Linked DNA regions of Homo sapiens: region 2 is linked to region 1. A link is a contact called in ENCODE Hi-C or POLR2A ChIA-PET data. All regions are on one chromosome and are shown on one strand. The core of a region is the stretch at or near the end of the contact, and the rest is flanking DNA. Distances in the headings are between cores, read along the strand shown. Region 1 overlaps DOCK2 (dedicator of cytokinesis 2). Region 2 overlaps DOCK2 (dedicator of cytokinesis 2).

Region 1 (5,999 bases), core at 1,858-4,357:
AGCTTGTCTAATTCATTTTCCTTCTAAAGAGTCAACTCCTTCCTTTTTTACTGCCTCTCTCCATTTCTGTCCCTGAAGGTAACAACTAAAAATGATGTCTGTATATCCAAAAACTTCTATGCATTAACAAAATAGACACAAGCATGTAAATATAAACACATACCCCTTCTCCCCACAAATGGGGTCATATTTTATATTCCTTTACTTAATATACTTTATATAGTATTCTACAACTTGTTTTTATCACTTAATAATTTATTGTGGCCATCATTTATATTTTATACATGCAGAACAGTTGCACTCTTTCTGGGAGAATATTGTCATTCTCTTATATTTTTAAGCTTTTTTTTTTTATATTACCAAAGGAATTTGTGTTCATTGTAAAATATTCAAATGGCCTGAAAAGGTATAAAGTGAAATGTTAAAAGTTCCTTTATATCTTTGTCTCCAGAAGTAGCCACTACATTTCCAAATGTGTGTATAATTTTAAAAAATGAGTTTATATAATATTAAACAAAAATTATAGGAGGGCATTGTTTTGGACTAAGTTCCTGCACCAGCCCCCAACAAACCAGACTGAAAATCAAAATGGAGTCAGCTATGCTAAAGGGTCATGTCATCAAACCTAAACTAAACTGTTATCTGATCTTGCAAGAAATTCGGAGAGGGGAGAGAGGGCGGCGGGCGGGGGCAGGGAGAGAGAGAGAGAGAGAAAGAAAGGAAGGAACGAAAGAAAAGACAAGAAAAAGAAGGAGAGAAAGAAAGAAAGAAAGAAAGAGAAACAGCCTATTTTCCAGACAGGCCATTTTCAATTTTCAATGGGCATGATAATGAAGTTCCTGAAGTAACCTGATGTTAACAATCAGTCACTTTTCTATTTTTCTGTTTCCCTGTTTCAGCCTTATGAGGGCTATAACTTTGAAATAACCAATTCACTCTGTCTTGCTTCTACTTCCTTCAGGCCTTCTCTGTCTATAAAGCCAACCTCTTCTGCTCAGCTCTTTGGAATACTGATTCTATTTTATGGAATGAAGCATTGCCCGATTCTAGAATTGCAATAGAGCCAAGTGAGGTCTTCAAACTAAATTTGTTGTAATTTTGTCTTTTGACAATGGTAATACTCTTTTGAAACTTCTCTTTGTGTCTTAAACCTGTGTCTTGGACTTCCGTTCACGATGGCTCTCACTGACTGGCTGTTTCTTTCCACATTTGTCTGGCGGTTGTCTCCTAGGGCCTGTGCTGTCATTTATTTGTCCATGCTTTACCTGAGACTTCAGTTACTTGTGTAACCCCTTGTAGGATTTTCTATTCCTTTTTTTTTTTCTTTTTGTTTTTTTGAGATGGGGTTTAGCTCTGTTACTTAGGCTGGAGTGCAGAGTACAGTGGTTTGACCTCAGCTCACTGCAGCCTCTGCCTCCCAGGCTCAAGCAATCCTCCTACCTCAGCCTCCTGAGCAGTTGGGACCACAGGCATGTGCCACCACACTCGGCTAATTTTTTTGTATTTTTTGATACAGACAGGGTTTTGCCATGTTTCCCAGGCTGGTTTTGAACTCCTGAGCTCAGGCGATCTGCCCGCTTTGGCCTCCCAAAGTGCTGGGATTACAGGCATGAGCTACCTGTGTCTGGCAGATTTTCTATTTTTCTTACCTCCCTTCCTGAAGATCCTCTGCAGCTCCCTCCTAACCCTGTGTCCCTAGGACACATGGAAAGTTGCTCTATTCTGCTCCTACACAGTGAAATATCGGCAGATGTATATGTTTGGTTGTTTTCATGGGACAGGATCAATTCAATTGGAGCTTTCCTTTGCCTTCCCAGAAGGTGTCACTAGAGGATGAAAATTAAATGACTTTTAATGTCGAGAAAAACATGGCCAATTTTGAGTGTCCCTACTTCCCTTTTTGCAACTGATTTCCTAGCATCCCTTCATCCCCGTGTTACCTACTTCTCCAGCCTCCCTGATGAGGGAAAAATGCTTTCTCTAAGCAATTCTGATTTTAATTAATACCAATCCAGGTGGGAGAGCTTCTTCTCACCCTCCATCCCCTCTAGTTAGTCAGCGTCTCTCCTGCTGTAATCCACACTAACTCTTGTCTCTCTCTCCCTCTGCCTCAGGGGATGTCAGGAACGACATCTACATTACTCTCTTACAAGGTGACTTTGACAAGTACAACAAGACCACACAGAGGAATGTGGAAGTCATCATGTGTGTGTGCGCGGAGGATGGCAAAACGCTGCCTGTAAGGGACTCACTGCTGCTCTGGGTGACAGGGTCCGCCTTGGGGGCCTCTGCTTGTAAAGACGTACTTTTCCTCTCCCTGATTCTGTTGTCTAAATGCCAGGTGCCTTTGGGATGGTGTTGAATAATGTGTTCAACACCTTTTGAGCTTGGTTAGTGCAGTGTTCCATAATAAGACCTTGTGATATTTCCTTACACCAAAGCAGTTTTTCAATGTCTGTTCCTTTCCTTTCACAACTTCTTCTTGTATGTATGTATGTATGTATGTATGTATTTATTTATTTATTTACTTTTGCTTGGTCTCAGCTTATAGGTTAGCTTTCTGCAGTTAAAATGTTCTCACTGAAACCTGAGCTGGTTTATTCAGGCAAAGTCCATGGTAAGAAAGAGGATCAATACAGTGCCTTGGGCTGGTGTGGAGGCTCAGGATGTGCTTAAAGCAGGCATTCTCAACACTTAATCTAACTCCCCAGCGCTCAGCCAGAAATGCTGGTGGAAAGCCTTATTCGTAAATTGGTCTCCAGAGAGCTAGCAGGGTGTATTCAGGAATGCAAAGCGCATTGCTATATTTATACAGCATATGTCCTGTCCAATATTTGTCATGTGTGTTTATATTTATTTGCTTGTATTTTCTTTAAGGTTGTCAGTGCTGTGTCCAGTGTGTAGGAGGGTTTTGTTTCTCAGTTCCTCCTGACAGAGTAGTTAGCTGAAAAGAAAATCAGCTCTCAGGAGAAATTTTAGCATGGGCGAATATTCCTCTTAGGCCACTGTGAGTGATCAAATAGCCAAGCAGGGCGGGTGTGTTCATCAGAGAGGGGATGTGAAGATGGAAGAGGCATCATTTTTGTCCTTGGGGCCTGGAGATCAGACTGATACTTTGTACCCAAGAATAACTAACATTCACAGGGGAATTACCATGTGTCAGGCTGTGTGATAGTATGACACATTTCCTTTATTATGCCCCATTTTACAGATAGGGAAACAAAACCCGTGTCACTTACAGTAACTCGCCCAAAGCCATAATGTTAGCATATGTCAGAGATGGGGTTTGACTGGTTCCAGGCCCTCTGAGACACTTCACTACAATGCCCGTACATGTAGCAAAATTCTCCAATTTATTTCTCATTTTAAAAAATGAGGCTAATAACCACTGCTGGCAAATTTGGGAAGATTCATAATCGTTTTTTAAATGTAAAGAAATCCTCACAATTGCCTTTTTGTTCATAAAGACTGGTCATGTTAATTAGTATCTATTTGAACAAAATCTAAGCATTGAACGCATCCTCCTTTTGTTGCAGTCTGAAACTTTTTCCAAAAAATAAAATAAGTGAGAAATACTTGACTCAAAGGAACATAAAGGAGCGGAGGGTTTTTATCTGAAAGGGAAATTGCAATTCCCAAATGTAGAGACCATTGCTTTGAAGTTACTTTTATCCAACTTCCCTGGTAGAGAACTTTTTAACCTCAGCTTCATTTTTGAAACATTGATACGCTTACCTTCCATGTTGCCAAAGGACAAATTAAAAGACACAGTTAACAGGCAAGCAGCCATCTTATCTCCTGTCTGAGCCACTCTTTCTTCCACTTTTGTCACCCTTTCAAGTCACTACCGAGCAGGCTGAGCAGATGCACTTATCCAAGATGAGTAGGTAAGCAGGTATTCTGGGGGCTGACATGGAAAGGGAACTGTGGGGCATGGTGATGATTTGTGGTTTCCTCTATTAGGGAAATTCTGGGGGAGTTCAGTTGACTGACTATTGAAAATTGCTTAGGAAGCCTGTGGGAGGCTTTTCTTTCTCTATTTGTAGAAATAAATATTACTGCCTAATTAAGTGTCAGTCAGTACATTCAAACACTTCTGTTTGATATTGGTGGGCTCCTGTGGAAATGGTCCCCTTTAGAAATATTGATTTCTCCTCCTGCTCTAGGTGCATGCACACTGTCTTTGGCAGAGCAGGACCAGAGGGCAGAGGAGGTTAGGCCTGCTCATGGCTCACCTTGGGGTGTCAAGGGCCTTGCTCAGGAGGGGTCATAGCAGAGAAGCTAATGGGGTGGGCTCTGGGGTCAGGCAGACAGGGTTCAAATTCCAGCCTCCCCTCATATTAGCTGTGTGATCTTAGGCAAGTTTATTCATGTGTAAAAAGAAATAATAACCTCTTCTCGTGGGGTTGCAGGTTAAACAAAAGAGTAGGTATTAAAACAACTAAAAGAGTATGATTGGATTGTTTATAACACAAAGGATAAATGCTTGAGGACATGGATCCCCATCTTCCATGATGTGATTTTTATGCATTGTATGCCTCTATCAAAACATCTCATTTACTCCATATATATGTGTGTGTGTGTGTGTGTGTGTGTGTGTGTGTGTGTGTGTGTGTGTATGTGTATGCACACACTATGTGCCCACAAAAATTAAAAATTTTAAAATTAAAAAATTTTAAAAATAAACATGCTGCTGGGCACAGCGGCTCACACCTGTAATCCCAGCACTTTGGGAGGCCAAGGGGGGCAGATCACTTGAGGTCAGGAGTTTGAGACCAGCCTGGCCAAGAAGGTGAAACCTTGTCTTTACTGAAAATACAAAAATTAGCTGAGTGTGGTGGCAAGCACCTGTAATCCCAGCTACTCAGGAGGCTGAGGCACGAGAATTGCTTGAACCCTGGAGGCAGAGGTTGCAGTGAGCTGAGATCGCACCCCAGCCACTCCAGCCTGGCCGACAAAGTGAGACCCTTTCTCAACAAACAGACAAAACACGCCATAGGTATAAGGCACCTGGTATTGCAGTAAGTACCCAGCAACAGGAAGGAGGGTCACATTCAGAGAAGAGGACCAAGTGCAGGGTGAAGCCCTCTGAGGGACCTGAGGGAGTCAAACAGGCAATCCAGCCAGAAGCAAATTCTGGTGAAAGAGAAAGGCTTAGATGCTGGGCCAAGAAACCTCTGTTTTTCTGAGACCACCCAACTTGAGGCGGTGGAGGCAGGGGATAGGGGAAGTATGGGATAGTGGTTAAGACCATGACCCCTGGGGCCAGACAGCCAGGTGCAAAGCCCAGCTCTGCCTGAATTAGTAAGAGGATGTTGAGGCAGTTACATAACCTCTCTAAGCCTGAGAGTCTCTGTCTGAAAATAGGACCAGCAATGGCACTTTGCTCTTGTGAATATCAGATGAGGTAATCTACATAATAGGTGTGCATTAAATTTAGCTATTATTATTAGAAGGGTATACTGAGCTCCCAGCCTGATTCCTACCTTAGGCATGCTAATCGACATCCCATGATGTGGTCTTGTGAGAGGAGAACACTGTCTTTCCTAAAGTGTGTTCACATCCCTGGTGTCATCTCTTTCTCACCTGATTCCTACCAAGTAAACAGGACATGTGTTAGGAGCCTGGTTTTTCTTCCTGCAGAGATGTTTCTTCTAAGGCCAAGCCAACATGAAAGCCTCCAGGCTTCCTGATCCATACTCAGATTTTCTTCAACTGACCTGAAGTCTCCCACACCTATGAGGGGCTCTCACTGTTAATTGGGGGCCATGGGGATAGGCAATGTAGAAAATTATGGAACAGTGTTATTTGAGATATATACCAGTGTATATTTTCCCTAGAACTGGGCTCAGTCCCTGGTCACAATGCTCTCTCAGTGCACTTCCCAACACTGTTATTTCTCTGAAGTGCTGAGGCCTATGGCACTATCTTTGGCTTTTCTCTGACTGGTACTGAGACTTTTTTCTCCAGCCTTAGGAAATCAAAAATTTTCATCATCA
Region 2 (6,485 bases), core at 3,806-6,305, 100 kb after region 1:
TGGTAAATTTAAGTAAAAACAAATGTATTTAGAAGAAAGGGAATAATCCATAGAATCAGAGGAAATGCTGAGGAACTAGTTATCGGAGAGGAGAGACTCAGAATCTTGGAGGGAGAGGGGACTCAGCATGTGCCCCTGGGCAGCCTCCTTGGGGCACTTCTGGGATGAAAGCGGAGCCTGAGAGACTACATATTTCTTTTTTCTTTTTCTTTTTTCTTTTCTTTCTTTCTTTTTTTTTTTTTTTTTTTTTTTTTTTTTGAGATGGAGTCTAGCTCTGTTGCCCAGGCTGGAGTGCAGTTGTGTGACCTTGGCTCACTGCAATTTCTGCCTCCCTGGTTTAAGCTTCTGCCTGGCTTAAGCTATTCTCCTGCCTCAGCCTCCTGAGTCGCTGGGATTACAGGTGCCTGCCACCATGCCCAGATAGTTTTGGGTTTTTTTTTTTTTTTTTTTTTTTTTTTTTTTTTTTAGTAGACTTGGGGTTTCACCATATTGGCCAGGCTGGTCTGACACTCCTGACCTCAAGTGATCCACCTGCCTTAGCCTCCCAAAGTGCTGAGATTACAGGCGTAGGCCACCATGCCCAGCCAAGACTGCACATTTCATGTAGTGCTTAAGAGCACAGTCTCTGCAGTCGGGCTGGATTTACCACTTACTAGCTGTGTACACATGACAAGTCCCTTTGTTTCCTCATCAGCAAAACGGGGAAATAATAGTGTCTACCTCCCTTAGTCACTAGGAGAATTTACTGAGATGATTCATGCACGACACTTGCAACAGTGCCTAGCACATTGTAAGCACTCAAAATACTGTGTATTAGTACCGTTGGCAGTTATCATTATGAACGTTCCCTCAAGATTCAGATTTCAGGAGGCCATCCTAATTGGGGCCAGGTGTCCAGCCCTTCTCCAGGGGAAGGCAGGGAGCCTATGACAGCTTCTCAGGATTATAGCCCATGACAGTATGACTCCCCCACGTACAGTCAGGGTGCTGTGCCAGAAGGAGTGGGTGTAGCTCTTGGGCTGACAGAATAAGAGATGTCCTCTACCTCTTCTGACCTTTGTCTTATTCTAATTTCTGCCATTGTTCATTGGTTTTGCTTTTTTTTTTTTTTTCCTGTAATCACCTCTGTCAGTTTTTAAGTACCTAATGGGCAGAACCACATCTTATCTCTGTACCTTGATAAGGAGAGTATCTTCACATTAAAGATGTCCAACATCTATTTGTTAGATTTAAAATGATATCCTGGTGTGTATGATTCATATTGCAGCTCAAGCAGCATCTGAGTCGGGGCAGCTTGACACATGTTTGGATTTTTTTTTTTTCCTCAAGGTTTTCTGTTTTCAAGGGAAATATGGAGACAAAGCTGCGAAGGGCTTCAGAACCTTCCAGAAATTTCCCTGAAACAGCAATGTCAAGAGACATACCCTTCTCTGCAAAAGTTTTAATTTCTTTCTTTCTTTTTTTGAGATGCAGTCTCACTCTGTTACCCAGGCTGGAGTGCAGTGGCACCATCTCAGCTCACTGCAACCTCCATTTCCTGGGTTCAAGTGATTCTCCTGCCTCAGCCTCCCAAAGAGCTGGGATTACAGGCGCATGTCACCATGCCCAACTAATTTTAGTATTTCTAGTAGAGACAGGTTTTCGCCACGTTGGCCATGCTGGTAAATGAAAGCAATGTGCAGAAGGATGCAAGTGGAAGGTTGTTCATTTTGTACTGTCTGTACCAGAGAAGAATGTTCAGTAGTACAGGTATGGCTGAATAGAAAAATACATCCATGATAAGGAGTACTATAAAACAGTTAAAAATAACTAAGTTGGTCCCTAAATGTGATAATACAGAAAGTGCTCCAAGAAATATTAGTGAGTGAAAAAAAATCAAGGTTCAGAGTAATATATACATCATGGTCCCCTTGTATAAAATGGAAACAAAGCCAAAATAACTATATGTTTTATACTGATAAACACATAAGTAAAATTGTATAAAAGGGTCTTGGAAGTTTATAGTGACAGTAATAGACTTAAATGAAATGCAAAGTTAAAATAACACTAGATATTTCATATGGCACATTTTTATATGTATGTGTATATATAAAATATATAGAACATACTAGAATATACAGAATAAAATAACTGGTTGCCTCTGGGTAGGAAGGGTTAGAAAAGGGACTAGAATTGTGAATGATGTTCTCAGGAAATCTTAACCTAATCTTTAATATTTTAATTTTTTACAAGGAGAATGTCTTCATGAACTATTTATTTAATGAAACATTGTATGCATATATGAAAGAAAAGAAACTAAAAAATGAGGAATTCTACACTACTCTGAACTGTCTTTATTCCAGAATGCCGGGACATTCTGCTTCCTGTCATCACCAAAGAGCTGAAGGAGCTGCTGGAGCAGAAGGATGACATGCAACACCAGGTCCTGGAGAGGAAGTACTGCGTTGAATTGCTCAACAGCATCTTGGAAGTCCTTAGCTACCAGGATGCGGTGAGTCCTCCTGATGATGTAGATATCCTGGACTCAGACTAGGGCTAAGTTGATTACATTGTGAAATATTGATACTGATGGATAGCAGCTGGAGTCTAAAGATAAAAGTCAACGGCTTGCTCAGCAGGCCTACTTTTCCTGTGACTAACCCCCATTGCTGTGAAGGATGGCTAGGGGACTGGAGTTAATCATGTTAGCATTTTGTCTCTGTGTGTCTTGTTGGCCAGGCTTTCTCAGAATGTGGGTATAGACATTATTGCAGCCTTTTAAGATGGCTTGTCCACGTACTCACGCCCTAGTTTGCAGGGGTGGGAGGAGGAGTTTCCTATGCCTAGACAGCAAGAAAACTCTCGTGTCTGCTTTCTTAGCTGATTTACTTCGGTTTTGTTTCTTCAGTTACCTTCTGAAATGACAAAAATGATTAAGCCTCTTCCTGGATGAGCAGATTGCTGGGGCTCAGATTCCAGAGATAGGGTGTGGAGTAGGATGGTGGTAGGGAGATGCCTGTGGCCGTGAAGTTACTGTGTATTTTGTAGACGTCATTCAGAGATTAGCTGGGGACGGAAACCAAAGGAAAGTCTCAGTGGGAGTAAGTGGAGGGCTTCCAAAGGGCTGAATCTGCAGAAGATAAGCCAGATGGGGTGGTGAAGACTGAGAGGTAGTGATTAGACCCAGGCCTGGAATTCTTAAGCATTGGAAGATGGAAGGAGGGTGCTGGATCTGACCCAGGTTCCTCTGGCAGCTCCTCTTTGTCCTTGAGTAATGTCCAGGAGGTATTCAGTCCTTAGATGGGACTGGCTTCAGAGGACTACATAGACCCAAACAACCAATACATTTTTTTCTAAGCATTTGTGTGAGCATTGCCCCTTTCTCTCTCCTCCCTAGAACATCCTCAGAGAAGAGCTTTCTGAATGAACTGTGTCTATTATTGACTGTAATTCGAAAACTCTGCAGAGCAATGTTCCTTTACTGGTCAGATCCATAGTCAACCATTATGATCAATTTCCTTGCATACTGTCTTCTCCTGTCTCTTCCTTTCTACACTTACCATCCCAATTAAGCCGCTTCTTGTCTTATTACTACATATGCATAGCTTGCTTCATTCATTCATGCAGAAATATTAATACATATGACATACCCGGTGTGCGCTAGGCACTGGGAACAAGAAAACCTATCCCCAATATATAACGACTAAAATCTAGATGCATATTTGGGGTACAAGAGCTACAAAGTGTGTGTGTGTGTGTGTGTGTGTGTGTGTGTGTGTGTGTGTGTGTGTGCGCGCGCGCGTGCGCGTAAGCATTTTTGTCAAGGAAGCCTACACAAAGGAGGTGAAGCTTCAGCTAGTGTTCAGTGGTGAATAATTAATGATCATATCTCTATTTGTTGGTTTCTAGGCACTGTGCTAAATGCAATCTGCGCATTCTCTCTGCTCACCCTGATCCTAGATACTAAGGCTTATTATTCCCATTTTAGAGATGAAAAACCTGAAATTCATAGACTTCATTAGCATTCAAGGCCAAATAAATAGAGCAAATAAATGTCAGGGTCAAAATTCAAACACAGGTCAGTCTGATTCAGACTCTGTGTAATCACAGGCATAGGGGATACAAAGGCATGGTCTTTTTCTTTCTACTCCTACCTCATTTAATGGAAAGACAGTATAATAACCAAAAGCTTAGATATTCTAGATTCATTCAGATGATGATGTTAGGGTGATGATGTTTCTATAAGGACATTCAGTAGCCAGCTGTTGAGCTGGTTCCAGTCTTAGCTATTTGATCTTTTTAAAAATTGTTTTTTTAAAGGGAGATTTCAGTCTTACTCATAGTGTAGAAACATGAGGGTTTGTCTATTATTTCTGTGGTAACATCCTATATAATGTTGCCTCAGCCAGGGAGGTTGATCATGCCTGTGATCCCAGCATTTTGGGTAGCCCAGGGAGGAGGATTACTTGAGGCCAGGAGTTTGAGACCAGCCTGGGCAACATTGCAAGACCTCTGTCTCTACAAAAAAAAAAAAAAAAAGGAAAGAAAAGAAAAGAAATTTGCCGGGTGTGGTGGCATGTACCTATAGTCCTAGCTGCTTGAGAGGCTGAGGTGAGGGGATTCCTTGAGCCCAGGAGTTCAAGGTTTCCATGAGCTATGATCTTGCCACTGCACTTCAGCCCAGGTGACAGAACAGACCCTGACTCTCTGTCTTAAAAAAAAATTTGCCTCTTTCTGTTGAAAAGCCAATCCACAGTGTTTTTTACATTTTAGTAATGCTCAGATCCCTTTAAATGGGGAAAAAAATGTGGGTCCTTGGGAATATGCCAGTGGCCCCCAGTTTGGGGGATCCAGTTATAATGTGCTAATTGTCAAGTTCCTGGTTTGGTGGAAAGATGGCCCCAGTTCACAGTTATTTGTGAAGTAGGATGCTGAGGCTCTGCCCATCCCAGGGGAGTGGCCCCCTAGAGCTCTACCCTGACAGGCTGTCACCCTTTTGCACATTCCCTGACATCAGACACTGGTGAGAAGAGGCTGCTTGCTGTCTTACACACCCTCGATACTTAGGGCTTCAAAGCCAAGAAGTGAGTGGGAGGCTCTGAGCTCCCCGTGGGGGATTGTGGCATCTGGACTTGAGGTGTGTGGGAGGTGCGTGTCACTCTTTACCGCCTCTGAGTGCAGTGCTCTTATAATGAATTCTGACTGTGGGGACTAACCCACCCCTTTCTCCGGGTGAGCAACTGTCTTTGCTGGATGAGTTATTAAATACTGTTATCACCATTGAATTTGGTAGAAATTTTGATGCTTTTGGTGAGCTTCACATCTCACCTCTCCTGCTCATGAAGATGGAAATCTCTCTTCTTTTCTCAAAAGCTTCTTCAATGAATAGGAGGCATTCAGTAGCCATGATTACTTTGAGCTAAACTGAAAATGAGAGGCCCAAAAGTACCTAAATTTCTCATGTTCTAATATATAGCGGCTCTCAACATTGCCTCATTGCCTGCATAGTCATATCACCTCGAGAGTTTTTTTTTTTTTTTTTTTGAGCCAGGTTTCTGCTTCTGCCTCCTGAGTAGATACAACTATAGGTACCAGCCACCACACTTGGTTAATTAGTTAATTAATTAATTAATTTGTAGAGATGGGGTTTCACTATATTGCCCAGGCTGGTCTCAAACCCCTGGCCTCAAGTGATCCTCCTGCCTTGGCCTCCCAAAGTGCTGGGATTACAAGCCACCCGGGGAGCTTTTTAAAAGTCAAACTAGCAGGAGTCAGCCAAATGGGTAGGAAGATGGGGTGGGTCCCCGGTGAAACCCCATCTCCAAGCCGAAGAGTTTAAAACCTGAAAGTCAAGCTGTATGTTAAATCCTCAGACTGGATTGAGAACTTGTCCTACCATTTGGCACACTTTCCTCTGATTGATCCCCACCCTTCGCTTATTTTACATAAACTTACCTTTTCCTAATTGGTTTTCTACACTGTCATGCCCACCTTTGAGTGGTGTCTTCCCTTTAACCTTTTTTTGCGTACTAACAAACAAATCGGCAGTCCCCATTCTGAGTCTATAAAAGGCCCCAGACCCAGTCACACAAGGTGTGGGGAGGGACGGGGAGGGGACAACTTTCCAATCTTGGGGTAGGGGAACCAGTGCCCCACCTCCACCCCCCACCATCCCCCCGCCCCCCCACTGAAAGCCGTTTTCACTGCTCAAGAAAATTATTCTCCGCCCTCCTCACCCTTCAATGCCCCACGTATCCTCATTCTTCTTGGGTGCGGCACAAGAGATCCGGAACCGCTGAATATGGGTACAAGCTATAACATAGTTGGTGAGCTGGATGGGCTGAGTGAGACCTGGGCAGGGCGTCACTGGCTGGGGGTCCCCGGCTTGCAAAGCGACTGAGAAGAAAAATCTTGCATCAAAAGCAGTAATACCTAGGCCCCTGTCCCAAGTATTCTGACTGAATTGGTCTGGGGTGGGTGGGGCACTGCAATGAAAAGGTGATGAT

The links. A loop is a pair of places that touch in the nucleus more often than their neighbours do. ChIA-PET counts read pairs that join two places held with the same protein, here RNA polymerase II (POLR2A). Pooled maps may share reads with other maps.
Region 2: a loop to region 1 is called in a map of GM12878, with 10 times the contacts of the local background. The contact joins two enhancer-like sites. A Hi-C loop is called at or near these places in 2 of 168 maps with a recorded cell type or tissue (GM12878 and IMR-90), 31 of 37 single-sample maps with no recorded cell type and 14 of 50 pooled maps. POLR2A ChIA-PET finds 5 or more read pairs at or near these places in 5 of 52 experiments (AG04449, Caco-2, GM10248 and 2 more).

Annotation. Positions count from the first base shown.
Region 1 is chr5:169,700,189-169,706,187 of GRCh38, forward strand. DOCK2 (dedicator of cytokinesis 2) reads left to right here. Exons shown (of 52, transcript NM_004946.3): 14 at 2,115-2,239. Among named protein-coding and RNA genes, the nearest start is that of DOCK2, 66 kb to the left of the region's middle. RefSeq lists enhancers at 2,725-2,774, 2,835-3,244. Within about 2 kb of position 3,108, at least 2 of the 41 ENCODE cell types and tissues checked have a DNase peak (open chromatin) inside an H3K27ac peak, as active enhancers do; they include GM12878, where a contact is called at or near this core.
Region 2 is chr5:169,800,716-169,807,200 of GRCh38, forward strand. DOCK2 (dedicator of cytokinesis 2) reads left to right here. Exons shown (of 52, transcript NM_004946.3): 26 at 2,343-2,491. Among named protein-coding and RNA genes, the nearest start is that of DOCK2, 170 kb to the left of the region's middle. RefSeq lists enhancers at 4,606-4,655, 4,786-4,835. Within about 2 kb of position 5,056, at least 3 of the 41 ENCODE cell types and tissues checked have a DNase peak (open chromatin) inside an H3K27ac peak, as active enhancers do; they include GM12878, where a contact is called at or near this core.